3 separate regions of the Mus musculus genome follow, and regions 2 and 3 are each linked to region 1. Evidence: chromatin loops called from intact Hi-C (ENCODE). Cell type or tissue: heart. All regions are shown on one strand.

Region 1 (2,500 bases):
CAAATGCCTTCTGGCCTTGGGCACAAGGCGTGCACATCGTGGATAGACATACATGCAGGCAAAATTCCTAAACACATTAAAAAAAAAAAGGCAGCGAGTACCCTTTAGTACCATCCACCTGCCTGGCCATCTCCCCAGCCGTAGGCAACCATTACTTCCTTAAAGATTTCAGTTTTAGACATTGCATTGTGTGGAGCTTAGGACTAGCCTTTTCTACTTAGTAATTGAGTATTTATGTTCTCAAGGTCTGTCTGTGTTGTATCATACATATATCCATAGTCCAGTCTTTTTATTGCTGAATAGCTTGGTGTAGAAATACACATTTATGGACACGTGAGTTGTTTCTTACTCTTTGGTTGAGTAATGAATGATGATGAATGATGCTGATACAGCACTTTTTGTGTACAAGTTTTTGCATGGGTTTGGTTTTATCTTTCCTGGCTATATTTTCTAAGCTTAAAATTGCTGGATCAAATGGAAATTAGCTCATTAAGGAATAGTAAGATTAGTTTTTGTTTTTTGGGGGTTTTTTGGTGGCGAGGGGTGTCAAGATAGTTTTTCTGTATAGCCATAGCTGTCCTGGAACTAGCATTGTAGAGCAGGCTGACCTCACACTACAGAGATCCATCTGCCTCTGCTCTCAGTTGTTGAGATTAAATACCTGTGTCCCCACCTCCTAGCCCTTAAGGTTGTTTTTTGTTTTTTAAGGTGGATGCAATGTTTTAAATTTCTAGTACTAGTGCATGAAGTCTCAAATTTCTTTATACCCTCACTAAAACTTGTTATTGTCTGACTTTTTTATTATAGTCACCTCAAAGGGTGTGATGTAGTATTTCAGTGTGGATTATTAATTACATTAATTATTGAGATGGTCTTTCTGTGTATCCCTGGATGGCTTTGATCTCCATGTAGACCAAGTTGGTCTCAAACTGCCTACCTCTGCTTCCTCAGTGCTGTGGTTAAGGGCACACACCACCATACCTGGCCTGAGTTGGAGGCTTTCTTTATATGTTTATGTTAAACGAATTTTGATGTCTGAAAACCACCACTTAGAGATGTCATAGGATTATAAAAGGTTAACTATTTTGAATTTAGCTTTAAGGTCCAAGACCCACCAGATGGCGCTGTTTTAAAAGATAACGGTATCATGATTGTATGGTTGACACAGATTTTTATTGTAGTCTGGGAATTGTAGTCCTGTGCCTTTAGGTTCTTAAAAGTGGGGGGTAGGGGGCAGCTCCTAAACTGTGAGTGGTAGAATAACCATACATTAGACAAGAGGGATTTAAGAAGGAAGTGACACTGAAAACCACTTGTTTCTGTATATGGACTTAAGCAACGTCTCAGGGAAGAAAACTAGAGGTTATTAATTTCTCATTCTTCTTATGACTAGCTTTTCAAAGTTGTTCTCTCCTGTCTTTGTTTTGTTTTTTGTTTTTGTTTTCTTATGGCTGCCTCTTTGTTTTTCATTGTTTGTATATGTGTCTGGATATATGTGCCACACATGCATGTGGAGGACAGAGACCATCTTTATGTGGTCATCTCTCCTTTCAAACTTGTGTGGGATCTGGGGATTGAATTTAGGTCATTGGGCTTGCATGATAAGCACATTTACCTGCTGAGCCATCTTGCTGACCCTCTCCGTGTGTTTTGAGACAGGGCTGCTGAATTGGCTAGGCTAAATGGCCAGCAAGCTGCAGGGATCCTCTTGTTTGTTCCCACTTCTTCAACACTGGTATTGAAAGCTACATGACTATTCTCTGGCTTTTTATATAGGTACAGGGCATTCAACTAGATCATCATACTTGTGAAGCAAGTACTTCATCAACTGAGCCTCATGTAAGCCATTCTAATCCTGAAAATTCTTTTCTTTTTTTTTTTTTTTTAAAGATTTATTTATTTATTATGTCTAAGTACACTGTAGCTGTCTTCAGACACACCAGAGAGGCCGTCAGATCTCATTACAGATGGTTGTGAGCCACCATGTGGTTGCTGGGATTTGAACTCAGAACCTCTGGAAGAGCAGTCAGTGCTCTTAACCACTGAGCCATCTCTCCAGCCCCCACATATGAACTCTTAACTGCTTGCTCAGAGGTCCTTTTGCAACTCAAGATGGGATAAGGATTCCTCAGTCTGGATTCCCACCATCCACATGTTCTTGCTGTCATTGAAGTCACTTATTCATTTTGCTCTCACTAGACAGAACCTCTGGAGAGCACATCTCATCCCCAAGGCTGGTCCTTGAATGTAAGGACCAGTAGGAAGACTGGTGTTTGCCCTGTGTCAAAACTTCAGACTGAAAAGCCCTGTCTAAAGCCTTTGAATATGAAGCCATTATCTCTTGGGTTCTTTTGCCTTTCTACTGTCTTGTTTTCTGTGTGTCTTTATTTCCTCTCTAATCACCTTACTATCCATACTTTTAAATTCTTATTCAGATATAGAGGTAGCCCTGGCTAGCAGAGCATGCTAGAAGATGAGGGTTATAGGAAACTTAGCTGTC
Region 2 (2,500 bases), 61 kb after region 1:
GTGAGATCCGCGGGCCTCCTCCCGGCACTGAAATCACCTCACGTGCGGGTTGGGCCTCTGCCAATAAGTGGTGTCATCTCAAAGGTGGACTGGGCATCCTTGTCACGAGGCCTCTGCCTGACGCTGGTGCCACCTCACCCTACAAGGAGGCTCCCCCGAGGTGCCGATTGGACTTAGAGAGGTCCCCGGCATCCCTGCCCATCAGGGCCCAGCCTTTCAAGTCTCTCCCCAGAAGTAGTGTCCATGCTAGTCTGCTTACCCTTGCGTATTGGGAGATGTCACTGCGAGTACTCTTCCCCAGGTATCTCGCTGCCTTTGCTCCCAGGGCCTCTGTCTCCCGGAGCCTTTGTGGAATGGAACTCTTTCTTCCGTCCTTGTCCCTGCTCATTGGTACCAATGGCTCTGAGGCTGGGCACTTTCCCAGAAAATGCCCCATGCTGCACGACTTCTAATTTGAGCTGCAACTCAGTCAGGCTGTAGGAGGGACTGGGATGGGGGAGGCCCTCGGGGAAAGTGACTGGCTTGGCAGGGGGATGGCGTGGCGGCAGAATCTCCTAGGCCTCCTAGGAAAGAAGGGAGGCAGGGCTGCTTTGTTGATAAGCAGTCCATTGGATCCCGGAAACTTGGACTCCAGTAGTGACTTTGCCAGGGACGCTCCTCCTGACCTTGTGCGCTTTATATTTTGACGTTCTCTTGTCTGCCACACGGGGTATTTGGAGATAAGATGTGGTGGGACTCTTCAAGTTCTAAAGTTCTGAATCTTCCTTGTTGATATTAAGCGTCTCCTTACATTGCCTCTTGCTCTCCCACTACATAAAGTGGTAGTAGAGTAATCAGAGCAGCTGTCAGTAGTGTAAGGAGTTAGAGGCGGGCCGCATGCTGCATAAGGAATGGCACTGGCCGCTGTGAAGTTTCCTTACAGAAGAAAACACTGGCAGACCAGGGAATAGTCCAGTGGTAGAGCATTAACTTAGCACACACAAAATCCTGGATTTGATCTAGGATCCAGCACTGCAAGTAATGAATAATAAAGCAATTTGGCCTTTCATCCAAGGTGGGAGCTTATGCCAACAGATCAGTCAAAAGTGCTGACTAGCTTTAAAAACAAACAAACTTGGGGCTGGAGAACTGGCTCACCGGTTAAAGACATTGGCTGTTAATCCAGATTCAGGCCCTGGCACTGCATAGTGGCTCACAACTGGCTGTAACTTCACATCCAGGGGATTGATTGCCCTCTTCTGGTGTCTTTTATATACATACCTAAACATACCATGTAAATGGTGCACAGACAGGCAAACAAAACGCCCACATATGTAACATTTTTGAAAATTAAAGTTGGGTCTGCCGGCTGGTTGAAATCATCTTTTATGAACTGGGCTCTGTACTATCCTTATGGGTCTTATAGTTCAAGCAGTAGAGACTTGCTTGTTTCTACTTTGTATATGAATTTATAGCCTACTTTTCTGTTGTTAAGCTTACAAACTTACGGAGGCTTTTTCTGTTGTTGATTGACATTTGGGAGCATTCTGTTCCTTTTGGGTTTTTTGTTTGTTTGGTTTTGGTTTTTGGCTTTTGGCTTTTTGTTTTTGTTTTTTGAGACAGGGTTTCTCGGTGTAGCCCTGGCTGTCCTGGAACTCACTTTGTAGACCAGGCTGGCCTCAAACTCAGAAATTCGCTTGCCTCTGCCTCTCACGTGCTGGGATTAAAGGTGTGTGCCACCACACCCTGCCATTCTGTTCTTTTTTGATAAAGTGTCTTTTATAAGTGATCATGGATTCTGGGACCTGAAAGTCTTTTCCCACTTCTATGACGCTTCTTTCTCTGATGTTCACTCAAGTATCTCTTTTTCTCTGTATGTATATGTGTGTGTATGTAAATACTGCAATTTTATGTGTTTACATATAAACACATATATGTGCATGTATATATATAAATATTTCAATTTTATGTGTTTGTTTTGCCTTCATGTATGTCTATACACCACTTGATTCCTTGTGCTCACAGAGGCCAGAAGAGGGTGTCAGAACCTGGAACTGGAATTACAGACAGCTGTGAGCTGCCATGTGGGTGCTGAGAGTCAGACCTGGATCCTTTGGGAGAGCACCAGTGCTCTCTACCACTGAGTTATCTCTCCAGCCTCCCCTCTTATATTGAAAAGATTTTATTTTATTTATGTATGTGTGTGCATGCGTCGGTGTGAGTGTGAATAGGGTGCCCGTGGAGGAAGAAGAGGGCATCAGATTCCATGGTGCAGAGTTACAGGCATTTGTGATCCAGCTGATATGGGTGCTGGGATCCAAACCCCAGTTCTCACGATTGGGCAGCAAGTGCTGTTCAGCACCGAGTCCTCTCTGCAGCCCCGACTGTGTCTCCCACCCACTCTCCTTTCTGTCTTCCTCTTCTCTCCAAGTGCCCTTTCAGCGCAGTCTAAATTCACTTCTCCACCCAATGTTGAGCTCAAGCCAGGGAACTAGAGGGGTGGAGTGGGGGGTAGGGGAGG
Region 3 (2,500 bases), 530 kb after region 1:
TGAAGTAAGTATAACACATCACACCTTACAGTAAGTCAAGGATCAGCCAGGGAAGATGCGCCACATAGAAAATGACCAGGAGGTCAATACCTCCTTCCCAGATCTGAGCATAGGCTTTACACAGCATCGCAGGGCACCTGAGCGTCAGGTCCCCATTCCCAAGACTTTCCCAACCCACAGCAAAAGGCCTAGCAGGGCTCTCCTCCAAGGAAAAAGTGGAGGTTTTTTTTGGGTGTGTGTGAATAAGAGTGGCCCCCATAGGTTCATATATTTAAATGCTTAGTCATCAGGGAGTGGCACCACTGGAGAAGGATTAGGAGGTGTGGCTTCGTTAGAAAAAGTATGGTTTTAAGGTTCCAAATGCTCAAGCCAGACCCAGCGGCCCTGACTCTTTCTGCTGCCTGTAATCTGGTTGTAGAACTCTCAGCTATGTCTCCAGCACCATGTCTGCCTGCCATGAGGACAATGTACTCAACTTCTGAAACTAAGACAGCTCCAGTGAAATGTGTTCCTTTATAAGAGTTACAGTGGTCATGACGTCACTTCACAGCACTAGAACACTAAGACATGGCACCTTAGCCAAAGGGGATGGAGAAGGATGCAATAGGAGAACCCAGGAAGGATTTGGAGTGCTCTGCAGGGAGAACATCCTTCACTATCCAAGGTCAGCAAAGGAGAAACAATGTTTCTGAAGTCGTGGGTACAGAAGGGCGTGATGTGTGGTCCAGCTCTGCGGGTAGCTACGCCTCAGCCTAATCTGACTTCCCCAGTCCCAGGGGAAGGCCAGGAACTGAGAATAGACGTCATCCTATTTTCCAAACAAACAGCTGGCATAGTGCCTTTAAACTCTGAAAATTTTGTTTCTTCTTCACCGTTTTCGTCAGCTATCCTTGGGGCTTTATAAATAGAACCACTCAAACGCAGGCAGGGGTAAATCAGGCAGCCAGTCTGAATATTCAGCACAGGGCTCAGAGCCTGGGGAAGAACAAAATGGGTGAATTAATGGCCAGGCAGAGCCACCAGCTACTTCCTGGGGCCCCAGAGAGAGGAAACCTGCAAGGGCAACAGGGCAACAGATGGTCAGAAGCCCCAGAAAAGACTACGCGGCCTCTGAACTTGTCTGCCTTTCCCAGAAGCCCTCCATGCTTCCGGAACACCCTCCCACGGAGCTTCCGGTGCCATATGGCCCAGGAGCGCCCCCAAGCCCTGTGCTCTCGCTCCTTTAAGTGCTCTCCTTCCTCCACAAGAAGCTTTTCTCAAGAATCCAGGGCTAATCATGGCTGCAGGCTCCTGTTTTCATATGGCTCTGGGGCGCCTCCATGTGAGACCAGCTGCCGATGGCTACAGCTGTTTAAACACTGCCTGTGCTATCACATGGATATCTCTGTGTGGTTGCGGGAGGCCATGCAGGATGATGCCTTCAGGATGTTTATATTCTTGGGACGGTGGGGGTGTCACTGTCACAGGAGGTTGGGTGCCATCACCGTGCTCCTCTACCCTTTCCCACGGGCCTACCCTTCTGCACAAGGCTGCGCGGGCCTTGTCTTAGTTCTTAGTCCCTCCATGGTCTTCAGCTTTCTGAACTGTGCCCTTCCCTCATGGCCCTTCTTATCACCTGCCCTGCCCTGCAAATTCCCCTTTTTCTTGTGTCCTATTTAAATATCTGTCCATCTCTCTTCTTCCTCTCCATCTCTGTTCCTTTGGGATCTTAGGGGTTAGGGACATAGCCTTTCCCCCCAAATGAAGGAGAGTTGCAGGTGGTGGCCCAGAAGCTGGAGGTGGAGAGGTCCAAGTTTAGGCAAAGGATGCCATTTAAGAAAGACCTGGTGTCCGAACACTGTTGAAGAGCAGTCTTCACCCACCTCAGCCTCTGGAGGAGGGAAGTGTAGTGTAGAGGCTTTGTGGTGGGATACAGGCTCCAACCAAAGTGGTGGTGAGTAGCTAGTGAGGTCAGAGGAGCTGGGCTAGGCAGGAGGCAGAGATGAGGACTTGGCAGTAATGAAAGGCTTTGCGTACACAGGGGTATCTACCTCAGCTGACACCCTGGGAACAGGCTGGGCAGTTGCTCAGCATGAAGTTGACCCAAGCTCCAGTAACCATTGACAGCAGATGGGCTGGAAGCCAAAGCTGGGGGAACCTAACATCAGACAGTGTCAAGAAAGAAGCTGATAGGAACTGAGGTCACAGCCCTCCTCAGGGAAGTCCCACTCTACCCCATTGATACCCTGGCTCCCTGTTGGCACTGAAGATGAACAAAGTCTATAACCTAGTCAGTAGTCAGAGCATGTCAGCACACAGCCCTCCCCCAGCAGCAGGAACCATGGTGCTGGCCCTCATCCTATCCAGAGCCCAACTCAGCAGAGATGGCCAGCGTAGTGTGGGGCTGGAGCCACACACAGGGATCTTGGGGCCAGGCCTGTCTATGGGGTGACCAGCAAGCATCTACAAATGGACAGTCTGAAAGTGTCAAATTGTAATTAGAAGGAAAGGAGCTATGACA

What was found. A loop is a pair of places that touch in the nucleus more often than their neighbours do. Peaks named below come from ENCODE experiments on the same cell type or tissue, not always from the same donor. Only the 100,000 strongest peaks of a DNase experiment are listed, where the experiment ranks them.
Region 2: it touches region 1 in a loop (6-fold over the local background); 18 of 42 quality-filtered maps call a loop at or near these places.
Region 3: a loop joins it to region 1, with 3 times the contacts of the local background. A loop is called at or near these places in 5 of 42 quality-filtered maps.

Annotation. Positions count from the first base shown.
Region 1 is chr11:60,411,006-60,413,505 of GRCm38, reverse strand. All of the region lies in intron 1 of Atpaf2 (ATP synthase mitochondrial F1 complex assembly factor 2), which reads left to right. Among named protein-coding and RNA genes, the nearest start is that of Atpaf2, 4.8 kb to the left of the region's middle. In heart, a CTCF peak has its summit at 1,107 (motif pointing right); no DNase peak of the experiment used is centred here.
Region 2 is chr11:60,350,203-60,352,702 of GRCm38, reverse strand. All of the region lies in intron 1 of Tom1l2 (target of myb1-like 2 (chicken)), which reads left to right. Among named protein-coding and RNA genes, the nearest start is that of Tom1l2, 1.5 kb to the left of the region's middle. In heart, CTCF peaks have their summits at 680 and 1,250 (motif pointing left); a DNase peak (open chromatin) is centred at 462; H3K4me3 peaks cover 1,147 bases; H3K27ac peaks cover 944 bases.
Region 3 is chr11:59,884,112-59,886,611 of GRCm38, reverse strand. No RefSeq gene overlaps it. Among named protein-coding and RNA genes, the nearest start is that of 1810063I02Rik, 36 kb to the left of the region's middle. In heart, a CTCF peak has its summit at 1,312; DNase peaks (open chromatin) are centred at 751 and 1,131; H3K27ac peaks cover 1,629 bases.